4 separate regions of the Homo sapiens genome follow, and all the other regions are linked to region 1. A link is a loop called in an ENCODE intact Hi-C map of the cell type or tissue named here. Cell type or tissue: CD14-positive monocyte. All regions are shown on one strand. Region 1 has its middle 35 kb from the start of CTSH. Region 2 has its middle 30 kb from the start of MIR184. Region 3 overlaps RASGRF1 (Ras protein specific guanine nucleotide releasing factor 1). Region 4 overlaps RASGRF1 (Ras protein specific guanine nucleotide releasing factor 1).

Region 1 (5,000 bases):
GTGGCTGGGACCCTAAATTATTTGTCAGCTGGCTTCTTGTTAGGTTCTGCCAGTAGAGGGCATTAGAGGGACACTGGAAGGCAAGGGTCGGGGGCCGGGGGTGGGGGGTGGTGCGGGGGAAGGGTCTTCCTCCTTCCTGGTGGCTTGCTGTTCTGTTAGCTGCCTGACAGCAGCTGTTGGGTCCAGTCTCTATTTTGGGGGTAGAGGGGGGATGCTCAGAAGTGGCCTCAGAGGTTCCAGCACCCAGAACAGTTTTGCCTTCATTCTCCTCCTTTGCTCCTTGTAACACATATAAATCACCTCTTGGGGGTTTCGGAATTGCCCAAGCTGAGAGGTAGCAGTATCTCCTTGTTATAGTTATCACATTTCTATATTTCTTCCAGATGGAGGAAGGATTACAAAAAGGCAAATGGCCAAATCTTGTTTTACTGGGGCAGGCTTTTCCAAAGGACCAGGCAGAAGCACCATTTTATTTATTTGTTTTAATTTAAAAAAAAATTTTTTTTTGAGACGGAGTCTCGCTTTTTTGTCCAAGCTGGAGTGCAGTGCAGTCTTGGCTCACCACAACCTCCACCTCTCATGTTCAAGCAATTCTCTTGCCTCAGCCTCCCGAGTAGCGGGGATTACAGGTGTGTGCCACCATAACCCAGCTAATTTTTTTGTATTTTTAGTAGAGACGGGGTTTCACCATGTTGGCCAGGCTGGTCTTGAACTCCTGACCTCAAGTGATCCGCCTGCCTTCGCCTCCCAAAGTGCTGGGATTACCATTTTATTTTAAAACACAATTGTGGTTATATTGTTTTGATTTTTTTGAAAAGCTTTACATGAGATTTGATTTCTGGCTGTCTTTTGCTGCGCTAACAAACTGTCCCAGAACTTTATAGCTTAAAACAACCATTTTGTTTTGCTCATACCTTTCTGAATCATGAATTCAGGATAGGCTTGGTTGGGCAGTTCATCTTTGATCCATTTGGCGTTAGCTGCCGTGGCTGAAATTGTGGAGGATCTGCTTCCAAGATGGCTTCTTCACTCATGTATCTCGTACCTCTGTGTTCCTTGGCCCCTCTTTCCTCGACACAGCATCTCAACCACTGAGGGCTTCTCTGCATGGTTTGCACATCTCATACTGTGACTTGCCAGCCTCAGGCTGGTATCTCAGGACTCCAAAATTACATGGTATCTCAGGACTCCAATAGTGAGGGTTCAAAGAGATAAGAAATGGAAGCTGCCAGGCTAGTTAAGGGCTGTGGTTGAAAGTACTGGTTTTTTTTTTTTTTTTTTTTTGGGACAGAGTCTCACTCTGTCGCCCAGGCTGGAGTGCAGTGGTGCAATCTCGGCTCACTGCAAGCTCTGCCTCCTGGGTTCACACCATTCTCCTGCCTCAGCCTCCTGAGTAGCTGGCACTACAGGTGCAAGCCACCATGCAGTAGTCTTTACACTTATTTATTTCTTGACATTTAGAATATTGGAAACAATTAAGAAAATCAGAATTGAAAATGAGGAAGAAGAAATGTGAGATGAATGGTTGGTTTCAGAAGAACAGAAGCATGTGCGTTTGTGATGCAGCCTTGGGGGAGAGAGAGAAGGGCAGCTGAGCCTGGGATATGCTTCCAGTCCTGGGGAGGGGTTTGGGTGGTTGCTGGTGGTGTGTCTAGGGGTGATTAAGTTTAGACAAACCTCTGAGTGTGTGCGTGTTTGTGTGTTTGTGTGTGAAGAGGGAAGTTTGGTATGTCCTTGACCTGGTGCTCTGTGGCATAAAGTTACCATGGGCAGAGCTAATGGCAGATTGTCCTGGGCCTAGGAATGGTCTCAGCATTGCAAAGCTCCCTGGTGAACCTGAGCAATAAAGGTAGCACGTTTCCTCTATGCTTGTGACATATGTGAGGGCTACATGGTTTCCTTCAGGAACTAAGTCAACCTGCCCTTTCTGACCCCAGAGCCGGAGACACAAGGACTCACTCTGGGTGGACTGATCTGGGACCCTGGAGGTTCCTGGTACAACCTGTGTCCACTTGGGACACATTCTTGCACTTTTACTTTTCCAGAGGATTGTGCAAGCCTTTACTTCCATAGGCAGAGAATCTCATCCTTCCCCCTTGATCACCCTTCTCTTCATTATCCAAGAATTCCAGTCTTTCTGAAGCCATACTGGGAGACCAGAAAATTAGATGTGCGCATTATGTTACCATAGTGGCCATAAGGTGTCGCTGTTGTAAGGGTTTCCCCACAATCCATGGGCTCAGCCCATTCCGCCCACCTTCACAGGGCCGAGGTGGCATCCTACTCCAGTGCCCTAAAGCTGCTCCTCTCTTGGCCACCTCATGTTCAGCCATCATCCCTCACAGTAGGACACCCACCAGAGTTTCCAATCCTGCAGCAGCTTCACTCAGCCTACCCACTGTGCGAACCTGGCCTCTGTGAAATTTTAGATCCTGAACTGGGGCCAGCCTCCTCTCCTCCCCTCCCTTCTGAGGGAGTCCCCTTAAGATCTTTTCCTGCCGTGAGCCTGCTTCAGCGCATCCCAGACCACCCGAATGGCTGTCCCCAATTTCATCTCTGGGTTCCTGTGCAAATTGGTCCACCTTGCACCCTGGAATCCCGAGAGAGATCGTCTTTGCTGAACTACAAACAGCAAACCGGAGATCTTGTGTATAGCATTCCCCTAGAACAACACACACTGACTTTACATTCACATAACCACGGGAAGTTGGTCACATGATTTTTCCCATAATAATGAAAATCTGTTCTCTGTCTCTAGCCTAGACTTACTCTATCACTCTACATTTGCATAATTCCCTTAAAATGTTTTAAAAATATGCCAAGAACTATTTTTTAAAAAGCATCCCATAATATTACCTTTCAGCTACTCCCTTGTATCGGCTAGGCTCCCTGAGAAAGAACACAGTCTACTGGGTACTGTGAGGGGAGCTTGATAAAGGACTTGTTTACCAAGGTGGACAGGAGGAGGGAACCCACCAGGCCTTAGATGGGGCAGTGCCGTAGATGGAGTTACGTAGATGGAGCTCAGTTACCACCCTGGGCCTGGCGGGCAGGGCCAGGTCTCCTCACAGCATAGTCATTTTGAATCACTTTCAGACTTTTTAAGAATCCTAAGGACTCTGCATCCTCTTTGGAGAGGCAGCAGAGAGGGAGGCTGAGAACAGATACTCTGGAGCTGGAGGGCTCGGGTATAAACCCTGATTCTGCCACTAAGCAATTTTGTGGTTTGGGGCAAGTTGCTTAACCAATCTGTGCCTCGGCTTCCTCATGTGAAAGTGGGGATCATGATAGTATCTACCTCACAGGGTTGCTGTGGGGAGTTAGTGTGCTGTATATTTCTTAGTGCAGTGCCTGGCCAATAAAAAGTGTCTGTTAAACCAAGAAAACACCAGTGTTTGAGCTGAGCTGATTAACCTGCTTCACTCGCAAGAAGGAAGGGCTTCTCTCTTGCCCTTTGATAGAAGTCAAAAGACCAGCATCTCTGTAGGCTCTCAGAGTCCCTCAGGAGCATAGGGGAAATTGCTCTGTCAGTTTTCTTTTTTGAGACGGAGTCTCACTCTGTCACCCAGGCTGGAGTGCAGTGGTGCAATCTCAGCTCACTGCAACCTCCGCCTCCCTGGTTCAAGCAATTCTCTCGTCTCAGCCTCCTGAGTAGCTGGGATTACTGGTACCCGTCATCATGCCTGGCTAATTTTTGTATTTTTGTAGAGATGGGGTTTCACCATGTTGTTCAGGCTGGTCTTGAACTCCTGACCTTGTGATCTGCCCACCTCGGCCTCGCAAAGTGCTGGGATTACAGGCGTGAGTCACCGTACCTGGCCTACTCTGTCAGTTTTACCATCTTCTCCTTAGGTTTCTGGCGCAGGGGCTTTGGGCTTGGCAGGCCAGGAGTGCCCTTGGGCGGGGTCACCACAAGGGCTGCAGCCCTGATTCAGTATTCTTAACCAGCTGGTGGGATGCTTCCTCCTCTGTCCCCCATGGTTGCTGTTTCCCAGGAGGCCCTGTGGTCCTTCATGCAAGTTGCCTTTGGCCCCGCTCTCCAAGTCAGTCCAGGCTAATACAGCCTCATGCTGAAACTCTTGTGTTTACCTAAACTCTGAGTGCTGTTTGGATGCTAGGAACAATTACTAAAGAAAATGTATATATACACAGTGGAATGCTATACAACCTTTAAAAAGGAAATCCTGCCATTGTGATAACAGGGATGAACCTGAAGGATTTTATGCTAAGTGAAATAAGCCAGACACAGAAAACAAGTACCGCATGATCTTCACTTATACGTGGAATTTTAAAAAGTTGAACTCATAGAAGCAGAGAGTAGAATGTTGATTAGCAGAGGTCGGAGGGGGAGATATAGGGAAAGGGAGATATTGGTCAAAGATGTTGGTTTCAGACATTTTAGAGATCTGTTGCACAGTATGGTGACCATACATTTCAAAATAGCCAGAAGACTAGATTTTAAACATTTTCACCACAAAAAAGGGTAAGTAGGTGAGGTGTTGGATATGTAAGTTTGATTAATCTTTCTGCAATGCGTACATATATCGAAACATCACATTGTACCCCATAAACATGTATAATGATTGTCTGTTTAAAAAAGTTTATATTTCATCCTGAGTTCAAAACCCGTAACTGAATTAAGTGACTGCTGGTGGGAACCAGGTAAACCTTCCATTCAGCTTAACTTTTGAGATGAGCTTGGCATTTCTTGATGTTGCTAGGGGAAAAACCTCAGGAGTTGTGTTGTAACAGGAAGTTAAGAGTAAGATTGCTGATTTCATTCATTAGTTCAGTGAGTTTCTGTAATGAAGAATATATGTGTACCCATAAGAGTCAATATGCATGTTTACTTTGTAAAGAAAAAAGCATTTCATAACGAATGACTTGAATTTGGCCTCTTGGTTTTTTGTGTAATTACATGTAATGGAGACTGGTTTATTGCTGACGGTGGGGTCTTCCTGGTTCATTGTAGTGGTGCTTGTGAGCTGGGGTTTTATCCT
Region 2 (5,000 bases), 270 kb after region 1:
CAATGACTGGTGTTCTTATAAGAAGAGAGGACAGAGAGACACATAGAACTAAGTTGTTGTGAAGACAGAGTCTGGAGTTGTGCTGCCACAAGCCAAGGAATGCTCAGAGCCAGCAGAACCTGGAAGAGGGAAGGGAGGATCCTCCCCTAGAGCCTTCAGAGGAAGCATGGCCCTGCTGACAATTGATTTGAGACTTCTAGCCTCCAGAACTGAGAGAATAAGTTTCTATTGTTTTAAGCCACCTGGCTTTTAATAATTTGTTATGGCAGCCCTAGGATCTGATACAGCCCCCTGTGTTTAAAGCAGACATACCCTGACACAAATATCTAATCCTAGACTTGCTTGTCAAGCTTCCTGAGATTTATCATTTGGGTGACAAAAGTTGGAAATGGGAGACCTCCAGCGTCTCTCTCAAAGGACTATCTTCCATCATTTATCAATGGGTAAACACTCTTAGAGGAGAGGGAGATTTGGGGGATGCAATAAACCCTGGGCTCCAAGGCGGCTTCTGGTAGCTGGCCGATCAGTTTCATGGCAGATTGAGCTTTGGTATAGCTTCTAATTCTGAATAATAATAGATTATAATGCTGTTTATGGTAACTAACATTTATTAGGTACTTACTATGCACTAGCACTTTATAGCTAGTGCAATGAGAGGTCCGTACTCTTTACTTCAACCCTATTATTAGCCCCATTTTATTGATGAAGAAACTGAAGCTCTCTAAGGCCTTACAACTTATAAGAGGCAAAATCCAGATAAACCCCAAGAAGCCTGGCATGAATGCTGGTTTTGCTGGTTTTTAGCCATTGTACGTGCTGCCTGCAAAGCGATGAAGTTGTTGGGTGAGCAGCTCCTGTCGGATGATCGTGGCCATCTTCAGGAGCTCTCAGGTTACCTGGTTCTAATAGTGTGGGCACTAGGTGAGCAGAGGAAGGAAGACAGTAAGTGCTGATTAAATGCCTTCAGGGGATGCTGGAAAGATCAGACTATTTTGGGGACACCATGGGCCACCTTTCAATACTGGGATGGGAGGCTCTTTAAAGAGAAGGAGCCCCACTTGCTGCTGTCACTGATGCTGTGGCTGCACATGATACCTGTCTGTCCTGACCTCTGACCCTCCCACCTGCCTACTTGGCCTTGGGTGGAAACTAAATGAGGGCCTCGAGACCCAGAGTGTGGTCTGTGGACCAAAACAGCTTCAGCGTCACCTGGAAGCTTGTTAGAAATGCAGACTCTCGGGCTGCCCCGGATGTACTGAGTTAGAATCTGTCTTAAGAAGATCCCTAGGGGGATTTGTATGCACATTACCATGTGAGAAGCAGGGGGAAAAATGACCCAAAGAAGTCCATCACTTGCAATGAATTCTGTGCTCTCTTGGTGCAAATGGGCAGAGATCAGGGCAACAGGAACTTCACACAGGGACCTCGACTTCAAGGATCTTGGGCCCTGGATCAGACGGCCTCATTCAAGGCTATCTTTGGCCTCATCTGCCCTGTAATCTCACACACTCAGTTCTCTACTCCAGACCCCTAAGCTGGAGATGCCCTTCTTGGCTGAGCATCAAAGAGTGACCCTCCAGTGGTTACCAGGAAATTAATTGGTGTTACTTCTCTCTCTGTACCTTCTCGGGGGGAGGGATGGAAGCTTCTGGGATGAGGTCCCTGGCAGCTGAGCTCATGTGAGGCCGTGCACATCAGATTTCATGGCTGATACAGCTTTTGATGTGTACTTTCACAAGGAAATGCTAGCCCCATCCCCTACTCTTTTTCCAGCCCTGCACTCTGAAAGGCAGTTGCTCTCAAGCTCGGAGATGTCAGAGGGGATGGCCGCTACAGGTGAATTATGCTGCTCTGTTCACGGCCCTCAGATGATTGTGAATGCGGGGGCTGAATGGGCTAGATGTAAACGGTTTGAAGTGCCTTATCACTTTCCATTTTCTTTAACACTGAGTCCTTACTCGTTGTGCGACAATAGCAGTTTCTAGAAGGCGAGGTCTGCTTGGGTTTAGCAGAGAATTAGAGGTCAGGATATTTTTTGATCAGTCTCTCACAGTGTTCGGCCCTGCAGCCTGAAGGTCTGAGAACACCGGCGGGGAGTGGGTGGTGGGTGCATGGGAAGGACGATGGCTCCACGGTCCTGCCGTCAACGGTGGCTCTCAGAGACAATGTGGATCACCTCCGAGATGACTCTGAAGGCAGGTTGTCCTATGACAGCTGATAAGACAATCTAGATGGTGCTGGGGCCCAGCTGGCCTCGGCCTGGGAGGATGACTCACAGCAGCGGGGCCTTGTTAACCTGTTTACAGTGAGTCATCGGAGCCCCTCCGGGCCTTGTTCCCTCAGCTGTAAAATAGGAATAATAGTAACTGCCCCAGCCGCCTCACAGGGATGTGAAATCCACAGCAAAATGAGCCAAAGGTGGCCTCCCGTAAAGCACCTACCACGGGTTACGAGGCATCGCTCTGTGCAGCCAGCACATTCTCTGCTTCTCGCTCTTGGAGCCATTGCGGTTGAGAACAAAACTGTCCAAGGGGGGGATGGGCACAGTGGCTAAAGACAGGGAGAGGTGAAGTCACTTGAGATTGAGATGACATCGGACTCTGCACATTTCTAAAATTCTGCTATCAAATAGCAGCTACCCTCAAGTCCTCCTCGACCTCCCTCCTTGGACGTTTGATTAGAACGTAAAACACACAAACAAAAACTGTTACGAGGGAAAGAAAAAGTGTGTGTGTGTTTGGAGGAACCTCAGGAAGTGAAGAGGAAGGGAAGCAATGTCTGTAATCTGGGAACACTGTGCTGGCCTCTTAATCCAGTTGTGGTCTAACCTCCTTGGCTGGGAACATGGGCCTTTTGTCATCTGGCCAGGGTCTATCTCACCAGCCTCATGTCCCCCTAGTTGCTCAGGGCTTATTACTGGTTATATATTTTTGAATGAGTGGCCACTGTGTTTTTGCTCATGCTCGTTGCCTTTGCTTGGAATTCCCTTTTCTCTCTGTGGCTTACCCTTCTTACCTTCAGAGGTAAATATATAGGAAGCTAAGGAAATGTCAGTGCACAGCCCAAGGCCCAGGAGAGGCTTTAACAATGTGTTCATTTGGCATTAATTTTTTTTTGTTGTTTTGTTTTTTGAGATGGAGTTTCGCTCCGTCACCCAGGCTGGACTGCAATGGCCTGATCTCGGTTCACTGCAACCTCACACACTTCTGGGTCAAGCAATTCTCCTGCCTCAGCCTCCCAAGTAGCTGGGATTATAGGCATGTGCCACCATGCCCAGCTAATTTTGTATTTTTAATAGAGACAAGGTTGCGCCATCTTGGTCAGGCTGGTGTTGAACTCCTGACCTCAGGTGATCCTTCCACCTCAGCCTCCCAAAGACATTAATTTTTAAAATTTAAAAAAAAGTGCTAAAGTAAGATACTGTATTTTGACTACAGTTGGCTATGCCCACTGGCTCTTTCTACTCCATCGTCCCCTTCGTCACACCTGCTGTCATGTCTGTGGCACTGGAGGAGTCAGTAACATTCATACTGTGGTACAATGGCTGGCCTAGCCCTTCAGGGCCCTGGCACCAGCGGTCTGGCAAGGAGCAGGGTGTGGAGAGAGTATTCCTGGAAGCCCCTCCTACACTCGAAAAGGCTCACAATAACTTAACTCTAAATCGAATTGATGGTGAACCTCACTAACACAAGCTAAATGTTCCCCCAACTCAAGTTCTCCTTGGCTAGAACCCAAAATGCACAGGTCAAGCCTTGCCACGTGGGCTCATGGTATTTTAAGGAGCCTAAACACATTTTCTTTTTTTAAAGATAGAAGAGAAATTCAAGTACAAGATACAAAAACTTCATTTAAAAAAGGTGAATAAGCTCAAACATGTCATTATAACTACAGTTTGGGAAGACATGTTGGAATGTTTCTGTAAAACAAGAGAGAAATCACAGACTCCTGGTTAGGACATACTTGATGGAAACCTTTTTTTGGATATCTTTAGTTTATTAAAGAACTGAGAGAATATTCAAATACAAATTAATGAAATTTGAAACAAAAGCTATAAAGATAAGCAACAAAATTATTCTGTCATCAAGGAGTGAATTACACACATATTGTATATAATTTATTAAGAGGAGATGAACTTTAAATATAAGTAATGGGTTGGTTCTTGGATGGTTTGCTTATCCAATTAATGAAGAGGAGAAAATCATATGAATATATTTATAAAAGATTTATATTTCTTGCTGATTTGGAATGAATCAACATTGACAAAGATAACATGAAACCTACAATATGCTGCTACCACAAGTACATTGGTGACCAGGTGTTTAGTGAGTGCCATCAATTTAAAGAGAAATTATTGCAAAAGAAACCTGAAATGCCTTGAAATCTTGCAGTTTTTATATAAAAGATCCTTGATCCTTGATTTGAGGTTTTCCCAAATTGATAACAATCCTAAAAATTGTTTCTACAAATAATAAATTGTGAAATTATCAATAAATATTTTTTACTGATCTACCTGTGAAATGAAAGACTTATTTTAATGTTGTATTTACAAGAAAAGGTGGCATTACAAATTATTATCATATCAGAGGCTATCAAAGATTAAACAAACAAAAATACATATTGTAGAAAAGCATTTTAGAGGCAATTCAGGAATATTAATAAAAACGTTATTTTTCTGACTTTCTTGAGCTTGGTAATATTTTCAGTTTTAAAAATTGTAATTTGGGCCGGGCACAGTGGCTTACGCCTGTAATCCCAGCACTTTGGGAGGCCGAGGCAGGCGGATCACTTGAAGTCAGGAGTTCGAAGCCAGCTTGGCCAACATGGTGAAACCATGTGTCTACTAAAAATACAGAAAAATTACCTGGGCATGGTGGTCAGCACCTGTAATCCCAGCTCCTCAGAGGCTGGGGCAGGAGAATTGCTTGAACCCGAGAGGCGGAGGCTGCAGTGAGCCAAGATCACACCATTGCATTCCAGCCTGGGCGACAGAGTGAGACTCT
Region 3 (5,000 bases), 93 kb after region 1:
GGGTAAGTCATTTAACCCCTCTGGGTTTCAGTAGTCTCCTTTGAATAATAGGGATAAAGCTTCAAAAGGTGGATATAAAGATTAAAGGCAATAACATAGATGAAAGTACTTTGTGTTAGGTGAAAAGCTATATAAATGCCATGGAATATCATTGCTATTAGTAATAATAATAATAATCATAATTTTTAGTAGTAATGATAGGAGAAACCTACTCTTGAAACCTTTGGTTTCATCTTGTCTCTGGAAAGCAATCCAGACTACTGAAGACAAAATAGCAGTATTTAATGCTGTGAGGCACATATGATTTATTTTAAGGACTCAAAGCTTATTTCTGAAATTTGGCTCTCCATGAGCTCTGTTTCTGTGTGTCTGAGCAGCTGTGGCAGGGCTGCAGTATGTCCAGGCAGTTTCTCTCTAAAGCTCGGTGACCCTGTTACCTATTGGGTTCCTTTTGAAAGCCTGGATAGTGGGGAGTTCAGGCTGCAGGCGGCCCTTTGCATGTGAGAGCAGGGACATTGGAGAAAGCTGTGTGGGGAGGGGCTGCCTGGGAGGTGGGTCCCCTGGGAGCTCTCTCTCACCATTGGGTATCTCACAGCCCCCTTGTATAGGGGAAAGGGCTTTATGAAAACCGGAGACCAAGACTGCTTCTCAAGGATCCTTCAGGATCAGGAGTCTGGGACTGCGGGTGAGCAATGTCACCGCCTCTTGGAGTCTTTCCCCTTATTTGAAACACCTAGCCTTTTTGCAAAGCTGTCAAGATGATGAAAGGGGTCTGTGCAGAGCCTGGCACTCAGTTCAGGAAGCACCTTCTGAACCAGGATCTTCCATGAATGAGCCCTAGATGCTGAGCCTCCCTGCCCACCTGTGCTGGGGTTCAGGAAGCACCTTCTGAATCAGGATCTTCCACGAATGAGCCCTAGATGCTGAGCCTCCCTGCCCACCTGTGCTGGGTGGGCTCAAGGCAGTCTTGTCTGAAGTTGGGAGAGTGACTTGGTTGAGTTGAAGAGCAGGATCTACCCAGCCAATGTTCCAGTGCCCACAGCCCCTTCCCTTGGGGTGGCGGGGGGCGGGTGGTGGTGGGTGGGTTATGAAATATCAGAAAAGTTACTGCTCTTAGGAGTCACTCATAAAGCATAAGGGATGACACCCACTTGCCTTGACTCGACTTGACCTACTGCCCTCTCCCAAACTGGAAATCTATTTGTGGTTTTGAATTGGTGCATTGTACCTGAAGAATTTTTGTTTTTGACTGATTTGGGTGTTGTTGGAGATTTAGTTGGTGATGTTTCAGTATCACCATCATCACTCTGGTTTTGATCAATATCTGACTCCTCTCTCATGGAGACTTCTGAGCCTGGGAGAAAAGAAATAAATAATTTTACTTTTCTTAATTTTAATTTTAAAATTTAAATATTTGATTTTAAAATTTATGTCTATAATTTACTGAGGCAAAACAGAGTAAACTTGGGATACAGCCACTGAAGAAAGTTTAACAGCTTTGTTTCCCGCAGGACTCATCAGAACCTTTCTCTTGCTAATGAGCACTGTCGATCTCCAAGGTGGCTTTTGCTCCACCAGGGCTTCTCAAACCTTACCAGACACACCTGGGGATCTTGTCAGAATGCAAATTCTGATTCAGGGGTCTCAGGCAGGGCCTGAGAGTCTGCATTTCTAACAGGTTCCAGGTGATGGCCATGTGGTTGGTCCACGGACCACACTTTGAGTTACACGATCTCTCTTTTTTTTTTTGGTGAAGCTTATTAGTTAAGGTGACCATCTGCTCCAGTTTTCCTCTGCTTTTAACCTATTGCCGCGTGCCCCTGGTCACTCTTAAAATGTCCTGTCTTGGATAATTAATTATAGAGGCTTCCTAATCTTGGGAGACTCCTGGTCCACACACCCTGGGGAGGCTGATGAATTATATTAAAAGCCTAGGTCTGGCACAGTGAGGTCTTGGTCAGAAACTCTTAACTGCTCTGGGCCTCAGTTTACCCACGTAGAAAGTGGATGTAGTTGCATCTGACCTTGAGAACACAAAGCCACAGGTCTTCTCTTTAGACAAGAATGTCCACAGGCACATGCACACGCACACACATTTATACATAACAAATACACATACACACACATATACACACACACACAGTTTGGCACATAATTAGATTCATGGGCTCCTGGATCACCAGTCAAGAAGCCTGGTACCAGATGACTTCTCAGGACTGCCTTGCGTTACATTTCAGAATGTGAAATTATGAAATTTCTGGCAGGCCATTTCCTTGGTGACTGACTTTCAGCTGCATGCATCACCCATTAACTGCATGTGCCACGGTGAGTGTTACTTGGTATGGAGCCTGGCGGAGGATTTATCTTGCCCCAGCTGTGCCCTCTGCTGGGGGTGCCCTCTGCCTTCCCTCTTGCCAGCTCAGAGGAGAGAAATCCTTCCCTCTTCAAAGGCCTCCTCCTCAAAGCCTGGGGCGTCTGACCAGCCCCTGGTTGCACGTGGGTGCGTGCGTGTGTGCACGTGCTCTCATGTGCTAACCGAGACAATGCTTGTGGCACCCAAGATGTGGCCTGTTCGGATCTAAATCAGAACCAGACCTGACACTTTTAGAACAGTCAGGAGAAACCCTGAGAGTAGGGAGGCTCCAGCCTGTCCTGGAATCATCTCCAGCCTGTCTCACACTCAGCATTCCAGGTCTGCCTGGCGTCCAGCTGTCCCCGAAACACACAAGGCCTTTTCTTGCTCCTCAGTCATTCCCATCCTGTTCCCATGGTCTAGAATGTTCTCCTTTCCTCTTGGTAAAAATTGAGATCGAACAGTTCTTCCGGGAAGCCTTCTATGACGCTCCTAATGGTGTTCCCACCCCAACCTCTGTGCCCCTGGAGCATCCTCCTGACACAAGCCATTCGTATCAGGTGTCCACATTTCAGTGTCTGGTCTGGGTCCTCAGCCAGACTGAATCCCAGGGGGCAGGAGCTGCTGACGACCTCTTCTCTCCCGGGCCCTGAATGGGCCTGGCCCAGGCCCTGTCCTCTGCAGACATGGACAAACACAGGGATGCCGTAGGATGCTGTGGTCAGGGCAGAGGGATGCCTAAATTGCTCGTGATGGGAACTGACTCATCTAAAGTGTGGCGATGCCCTGGGAATTTCTGCCTGCCTCCCCCCGCAGCCTGGGCTCCCACATACGGCTACCTCTCTGCACCGCCCAGACTCTGTGCTGCCTCCACTATCTGCCTGGTGGGACCCCCAAGCCTCTCCCTTCCTTCCCCATGGGAGCAGGAAGAGCAGCCCTGAGGCCTTGCTGGGCCAGGCTGAGCCTCAGTGGGGCTGGGAGGCTGGGGGGCAGCTCCGACGGCATGGCCACTCACTCTGCTTGCTGAGCGCTGAAGGGTCTTCGGGCTTCTCAGGGGTCGTATCGCCCTCATCTGGAATCTTGTTGGTGAAGCTGCTGGACACATAGAGCTTGCTGGTGTCCAGCGTGGCCTTGCTGAAGGGTGACATGGCCGAGTACATGCTGGTGTAGCCATTGGAGTTGCAGCTGAGGGCGGCCAGGTCCAGGGCCTTGCCGCCAGTGATGATGGGGATGTTCAGGGAGAGCTTCCGCCGGCGGCTCGGTGACGATGTCTTGGTGATGGACAGAGGTGGCGGCGAGGAGAACTTGCGGGTGGCGCGCGGGGACTTGGGGGGTTCACCGTACAGGAGCTTATTGTTCTGGCCACTGGCAAACAGGAGCTCCAGCGACCTGTGGGGAGGGCGGGGGTGAAAATGACAGTTAGCGTAGGCCTGCCTGCCCGCCTAGGCCTGGGGGCCGTCTCCGGTGGGGCTCGGAGTGGCAGCAACGGCTCCATCATTCTTAGGATCCCTGAAACCCATACTTGAGCTGATCCTCTGAGCAGGGACAATGCGATTAAATGGCCTGGGGCCAAGGGTCCTGCTCTGGATGGTTTGGGCAGAGGATCTGGGGCTTCTATGCTCCGCCCCCCCACCCCCTCAGGGCAGCAGCTGCAGCATCTGACCTGAAGTGCTAAGGGTCCCCTGAGCTGCGGACTGTGCAAAACCCCCCTCCATCCCACACAGGGCCTGCTCCCGCCTACACTCTCTGGCCTCATCCTTAGAGAGGTCCTCAGGCATGTTTTGTGGAATGAGGAAGCTGAGGCTCAGAGACAGGAAATGACTCATCTGATGCCTCCTACTCTAAACGCAGGGTCCTTTCCACCTGCTTTGGGGCTTGAGCGGCCCTATATGCAAACTTAGGGGGATGGGAAGCTGAAAGTGGCCCCTACCATCCTCATGACAGGGTTCCACCTCAGGCCAGGCTGGAAACAGGTTATACATCCAGAACATTGCAAACCATAGCTTGTCTCATCGAGGCTGTCTGCTCCACGTTGCACACAGGATAGGATTGATCTTTTAACCCTCACTGTTGCCCCAGGACGTAGGCACTCTTATTCCTACAGGATAACTGCAGGAATGTCACAGGTAGGAAACTGAGTCTCAGAAAGGTTAAGGGACTCAGCCAAGGCCATAGGGCTGAGAGCTGGCTCTGAACCAGCCTCTTTGTTCTGCAGGGCACTGCTGCTGGGAAAGGAAGGACACTGTCTGCTGGGCCCCTGGGAATGATCTCAGTGACTTTTAGGGGGTAAATCCATCCTGGATGGGATGTTTGCTTCTGTTTTCTCAGAGCCCTGGGAATCTGATCATTGAGGTTTCAGAAGTTCAGGGCAGAGAGGCAAGATGTACCCTGCCCCAGTGAGGCCTGAGGTGGGGGCAGGAGGAGGGAACAGAAGAGGGAACGGGTGTATTCTGGGTCGTTGCGTTGCTCTGGCAGCAGAGGTGTGGATTGGGGGAGGAATGGTGAGGTTCCTGGGGAGCCCTGGGGAGCCAGTGTGATTCAGGAGCTCTGCTCCAGGCAGCCCTAGAGCTGAGGCTCTGGCATAATGTCTTGCCTAGGGTGTTTTGGGGCAGGGCACTCAGAGAGCCTCTGAGCCTCTGAGGGCTGG
Region 4 (5,000 bases), 120 kb after region 1:
ATTCTGTTTCCCAGTAGCAAATGTGCCCCTGGGATACTCCTTTAGGCCTCTCTGCAGGGCCAGATGGCTGAGGGATGAGAGGTGATCAGAGAAGCTCCATGCAGGGCCCACTGACATCCCAGCCAGGGGCTAGGGGCTAAGCAAGCAAAGGAACCCCAAAGGGCATGGCCCATGTGGTGAGAATGAAGGGCTGGGCTGAGGTCTGGGGATGGCAGGGAGCTGAACAAGTGGGGAGCTGGCTGCAGGCCCCGAGGGGTTAACAAGATACATTGCACTCCTGCTGGGAACTACTTAGGGCAAACCCTGCCTCCCATCCTACTTGTAAAAAAGATAGCTACTAAGATTTAAAAAAAAAAAAAAAAAAGATACATTGCACTCCTGTTGTCCACAGCCATGGCAGGCATCACCAATCAATCACTGCACCATACTGCAGAGCCCAGACAGAGCTTCTCAGTCCTCAGCACAGCACTCTAGGAAGCCATTACTGAGCAGAGTAGGTGCCTGTCATGAAAGCCATTGCTGCCCTACTCTGGTGTACCCACCCTAATACATACCCTTCAGGCCCCCTCCCCACTGAGGTCCACAGCTCCTCACTGTTCCCAGGATTCAGGCACTTGAGGCCTCCCAGTGGTCTGGCTTGGGCACACCTCCCAGCCTGCACTCTTACCATTGTCCCCTTCTTCTGCCTCACATGTAGTTCTGGGTCAAGTTAGCCTGAGTGTCACTCTTAGTTCTGAAAAGCCCTTCCTTCACTCTGTCTTCCCTGTGAATTCCTGCTTATCCTTGGGAAAGCCCTCGTGACTCTCTTGGTCCTGCTCCAGGCCACCACTCTGCCTCCTGCATCAGGGAGATCCACCTGGCACCTGGTGTTCCTGCGTTTGTCCCCTCATGACTCTCTTCCTCTGTACCATAGGCTTCCGGAGGGCAGGGCTGAGGCTGTTCTCTGAGTGTCCCCAGAACCCCCTGTACGTCTGGCATGAGCAGGGCAGGTATCAGTGCTGGCTGCATGACTGACAAGTGAGAAACGCCTTGCAGAATCCACTCATTTTGTCTCCAGGTCCAGCCCGGCTGGAGAGGGAGAAAATGCCTTGACTCAGGGTGATGGAGCAGATTTCTGGTCTGTGGGGATACTGCCCACCCCAGGAGGGGTCATTTCTTGGGCTACTTCCAAGCCAGGTCCACTTGGGGTTCCTTCAGAGGGGGCCTAAAATACTGTGTGAGAATATTTCTGGCACAGAGAATGCCCAACACAGCCCAAGGGGAGCTGAGAAACAGGCAGGGCTGGCTCTGAGCTCAGCAGGTCACAGGGTGGGCCTGGGGAAGGATGTAGGGGCCACCACACACAGGGGCTGGGACAAAACTCCGAAAAGGTGATACCCTTGTCCAAGGCAGCTGCACAGGCCAGCGGGAGGCGCTGGCAAGTATTTCGTTAGGCAGAGAATCCCAGGGCTACAGAGAAGGGACTCTGGAGGTCCGTTTGAGGTGGAGGTCACCTGTGAGGCATGCCAGCAGGAGCTGAGTCTCCCACAAAACATGGAAGTTGAATGTGATGAATTTCAAATGCATTGCAGTTCTGATGTCAGTCCCCTGAGCCACAGAGAGCCTTCACCCACCCCTCTCAACGGGGCCGTGCCTCTCAAACACTGCTCCCAAGGTAAGCGAGGCTGAAGCTTGGGAAAGACCTTCTACCCATGAGAACCACTGTGAAAATGGTCTCTCCAAAGCAGCAGAGGATGATGAGGAAAGGACAGGGGAATGGACCCAACACTGACCTCCTCCCAGACACTGAAAACGCTTCTGACTCACAGAGACAACTGTTAGCTCCTCATCCCCCGCCCCATACTTTCTCCCCAAAAAGGACATGTCGATGTTTACTATGACATACAATAGACAAACCAAGGCCATCTGGGTAGAATTCTGTTTACATCTGGAGAGAAGGAAACTGTGAAAACCAATAATATCTGCATCTATATGTATAGATACTGACATCTACATATAGCTGTTGCATTCCGCCAGCAGCCTGGGAATATTCTGCAATCACATTGGCAGGTCTTGGCATGTGGCAGCCAAACCAACTGGTGGCGTCCCCGAGTGCCGCCTCCCTCCCGCTGCTGGGGCCCACCTGGTGGGGGCAGGGGAGACAGGGTGCAGAGGCCATACCTTGTCTCACAAAGGTCTGGCTGGTGTCCAGGAGGATCTCACAGCCTTCGATGATCATGCGCTCGATGGCCAGGTTTTTCCGGATGTTCTCCGTCTCACTTACTTCATCGTGCATTATTCTGTGGGGATGGGAAACTGCACAGTCAGAGACAGGCTGCCCCTACTTCCCAGGGAGGCGAGAATGCCAGGCTTCTGGCCAGACCTAGGAAGAAAGCCTGGCACAAGGATTCTCAGGTGGAGTCTGTGGTCATGGAGGGGAAGGGAGTGTGCATTTACTGAGTGCCTGCTGCATGCCGGGCACTTCATAGGCACGACCTCATTTTATCCTTCTGACAGCTCAAGGAGGCAAGTGTTCTTATTTCAGAAAAAAGAAAACTGAAGTCAGCAGCTATGAAGCACATCTGTCAGATTTTACAGTCTGAACTATGTAGAACAGACAGCAGGTGCAGCTCAGCACTGGGAAGGATATGGGAGCACAGGAGACATCCTGTGTTCATGACCCTGACCCTCATCCTTCTACCAGCCTTATTCCCATCCCAAGAGCAAAGCTCATTACTCCCTCAGGGCCTTTGCACTTGCTGTCTCTTCTTCTTGAATGCTCTTTCTCCAAATATTTGCATAATTGTGTCCTTAATATCGCTTGGGCCCTGAAATGGCTTACCTTTTGGAGCACCTGGCAATCCCGCTGGCTCAGGGGATGACTGACCTTAGCCTACTTCTGTAGGCTCTGGCCCTTCTGGGAGGGAATATAGACAACTCCCCTATTTCGCTCTCCGACTGCTGTAATACCCCTCCTCTCCAAGAGATGGCGCCATCCAATAGCTTTTACAAAATGGCGTTGGTGGGAAAAGGTGGGTGTTAGCTGCCAATTTTGCCTTGGTGGGTTTCCAGGAGTCTTGGGAAGGTAGAGGGGAATTTGGCAGTGGCAGGGTCTGGGGAGTGGGGAAGGGGGGCTTCTGGCAAAAGTACCCCACCTACTCCAAGCAAAGTACAAAACCTTTTATCTGCTGCTGATGCCTGAATTTCCACAGTTAAGACCAACAAGAAGGCTGGTTAATATGTGCGGCTTACAAACTTCTCTCATAGACATTATTCAATTTAAACCCCAAAACAAAGATGACACTGCCTCTTCCGGAGCTGGATCTGTGCTTAACTGAATCAGCATGACATTGACCAGACTCCTCAATCCCTCTGATCCTTAGTTTCCTCATCTACAGAATGCTGGGGCAAAGGTGGAATAAAAGGGATTTCAGGTACCCGTGCATGCTATGCCATGCCTGGCATGTGACAGCTGCTTAAATAAAGGGTAGTGGTGATTGTTGTTGCTATTATCATTGGTTGCAAAAGAGTTATTATTATCTTTCCTGGTTGAGGACATGCATTTTAGGCTTAAATTCACTAGACTAGCCCTTTAATAAATGGACCAGGGCCTTTCGCTGGAGTCTCTTCCTTGGGAGCCTCAGTTTCCCCCTTTCTTCCCCAGCAATGCTCTTCTTGGAAGCCCAGACCCCTGCTTGATGTTTGAGAGGGAGGCACCTCTGGACACATGCTAGTTCCCTAGAGATGGATCCATTATGGAAATAGCCAATGGTAATTAAAACCACTTCTCTTGATGAGGGTGGGGTTTTGCGGGGGAAGCCTGTGTTTGGTAAAACACAAGGCGGGTAATTCCAAGGTAGCAAAACTAGTTTTCCTGAGCAGCTGCAGTTTACACATTCTAAGTTCCAGCCCCAGGTGGGGGTCTGTGTTTGGGACCCATATGCGCACACAGCTGGGGAGCTCTGGGAAGGCGGTGGGAGTTTCAAGGTCGCGAGGCTCCTGGGAGCCCTGGAAATGATGATTTGGGTTATCAGCGAGCAGAGAATATAGGGGTCAGGATAAAAAGGTGGGAGGAAGGCCCAGTCCCCAGAGGTGGGGAGTGTTTCTGAGCGCAGCCTAGGAGGGGTTTGGCTATCTAATGGCTTCCTGCTTGTGGGAGCGTGAAAGGAGAATTAAAGGGATGCTGTCATGGTGATAGGAAAACCTTCTGTGCCACTTGGGCTGGGTTCAGGGCCAGGTACAGGCAGTTGGGTGGGAGGAAGGAAGAGTAGGCCATACACCTAGGATCCCGGGGATAAGGGATCAGGGTCTTATGTCAAATACCTTGGCACCATGTGCCACCTGCAGCTCTGTTTGCAACAGGATAGGATATCCCTCAGCAAGGAGGAGCCTGCTGCCTTACCGGAGTCCCAAACCTTCTCCCTTGGGGAAGAGTGTGCGGGATTTGGATCCCTGGGCATGGGAGGACTGGAGTCCCTCCACCTTCCTGCTTGGTGGTTTCGTTACTCTGCAATCACACCCTGATGACATCCTTGCCCTGATTCTCCACTCAGGTGTGCAACTTGGCTGGGTCATGGAAGGATCGGGGGCAGCCTATACCCTGTGCTGTCCCTCCCTCCACCCAGCTGGGAGCTGTGGCCTGGTTGGCTGCCCCTTGCCGGCCTCAGGAAGACTTTTAGGGCACTGAGTGTTTGGCAGTGCCCTGGGTAGGGCCGGGGCTGGATCCCAGGCCCTGCAGACTGACCTTCTTTGTAGCCCTTGGCAGCCTAGTTCTGACCACAAGGCCCTCCCTCATCTCTTGGTCTTCACAGGGTGCATACCCCCGGGCTCAGCTTCTGGTTCTCATCTTTTTCCTGCCCAAGCTAATTCCCTTGGCGGTCTCACCAGTGCTGTCGCTTTAAACACCATCTGCAAGCTGATGATTGCCGGATTTCTCTTTCCCCTCTGCTCCAGACTCAAATTCCCCAGTCCCTTCTTGTCATCTACACTTGGACATTGAATTGGCACCTAAGTTCAACATG

The links. A loop is a pair of places that touch in the nucleus more often than their neighbours do. Peaks named below come from ENCODE experiments on the same cell type or tissue, not always from the same donor. Only the 100,000 strongest peaks of a DNase experiment are listed, where the experiment ranks them.
Region 2: a loop joins it to region 1, with 12 times the contacts of the local background. A loop is called at or near these places in 71 of 110 quality-filtered maps.
Region 3: a loop joins it to region 1, with 2.8 times the contacts of the local background. A loop is called at or near these places in 11 of 110 quality-filtered maps.
Region 4: it touches region 1 in a loop (3-fold over the local background); 10 of 110 quality-filtered maps call a loop at or near these places.

Annotation. Positions count from the first base shown.
Region 1 is chr15:78,907,770-78,912,769 of GRCh38, forward strand. No RefSeq gene overlaps it. Among named protein-coding and RNA genes, the nearest start is that of CTSH, 35 kb to the right of the region's middle. In CD14-positive monocyte, CTCF peaks have their summits at 2,200 (motif pointing right) and 2,404; DNase peaks (open chromatin) are centred at 2,222, 3,252 and 4,742; H3K4me3 peaks cover 1,326 bases; H3K27ac peaks cover 3,176 bases.
Region 2 is chr15:79,176,963-79,181,962 of GRCh38, forward strand. No RefSeq gene overlaps it. Among named protein-coding and RNA genes, the nearest start is that of MIR184, 30 kb to the right of the region's middle. In CD14-positive monocyte, no CTCF peak of the experiment used is centred here; no DNase peak of the experiment used is centred here.
Region 3 is chr15:79,000,434-79,005,433 of GRCh38, forward strand. RASGRF1 (Ras protein specific guanine nucleotide releasing factor 1) reads right to left here. Exons shown (of 27, transcript NM_001145648.3): 15 at 3,369-3,742; 16 at 1,229-1,354. The region is part of intron 1 of LOC105370917 (a long non-coding RNA gene); the gene reads left to right. Among named protein-coding and RNA genes, the nearest start is that of CTSH, 58 kb to the left of the region's middle. RefSeq lists an enhancer at 3,294-4,493. In CD14-positive monocyte, CTCF peaks have their summits at 2,401 (motif pointing left) and 2,600; DNase peaks (open chromatin) are centred at 2,308 and 4,178; H3K4me3 peaks cover 708 bases; H3K27ac peaks cover 663 bases.
Region 4 is chr15:79,025,581-79,030,580 of GRCh38, forward strand. It overlaps RASGRF1 (Ras protein specific guanine nucleotide releasing factor 1), which reads right to left. Exons shown (of 27, transcript NM_001145648.3): 9 at 2,161-2,279. Among named protein-coding and RNA genes, the nearest start is that of RASGRF1, 63 kb to the right of the region's middle. In CD14-positive monocyte, CTCF peaks have their summits at 82, 2,953 (motif pointing right) and 3,157; no DNase peak of the experiment used is centred here.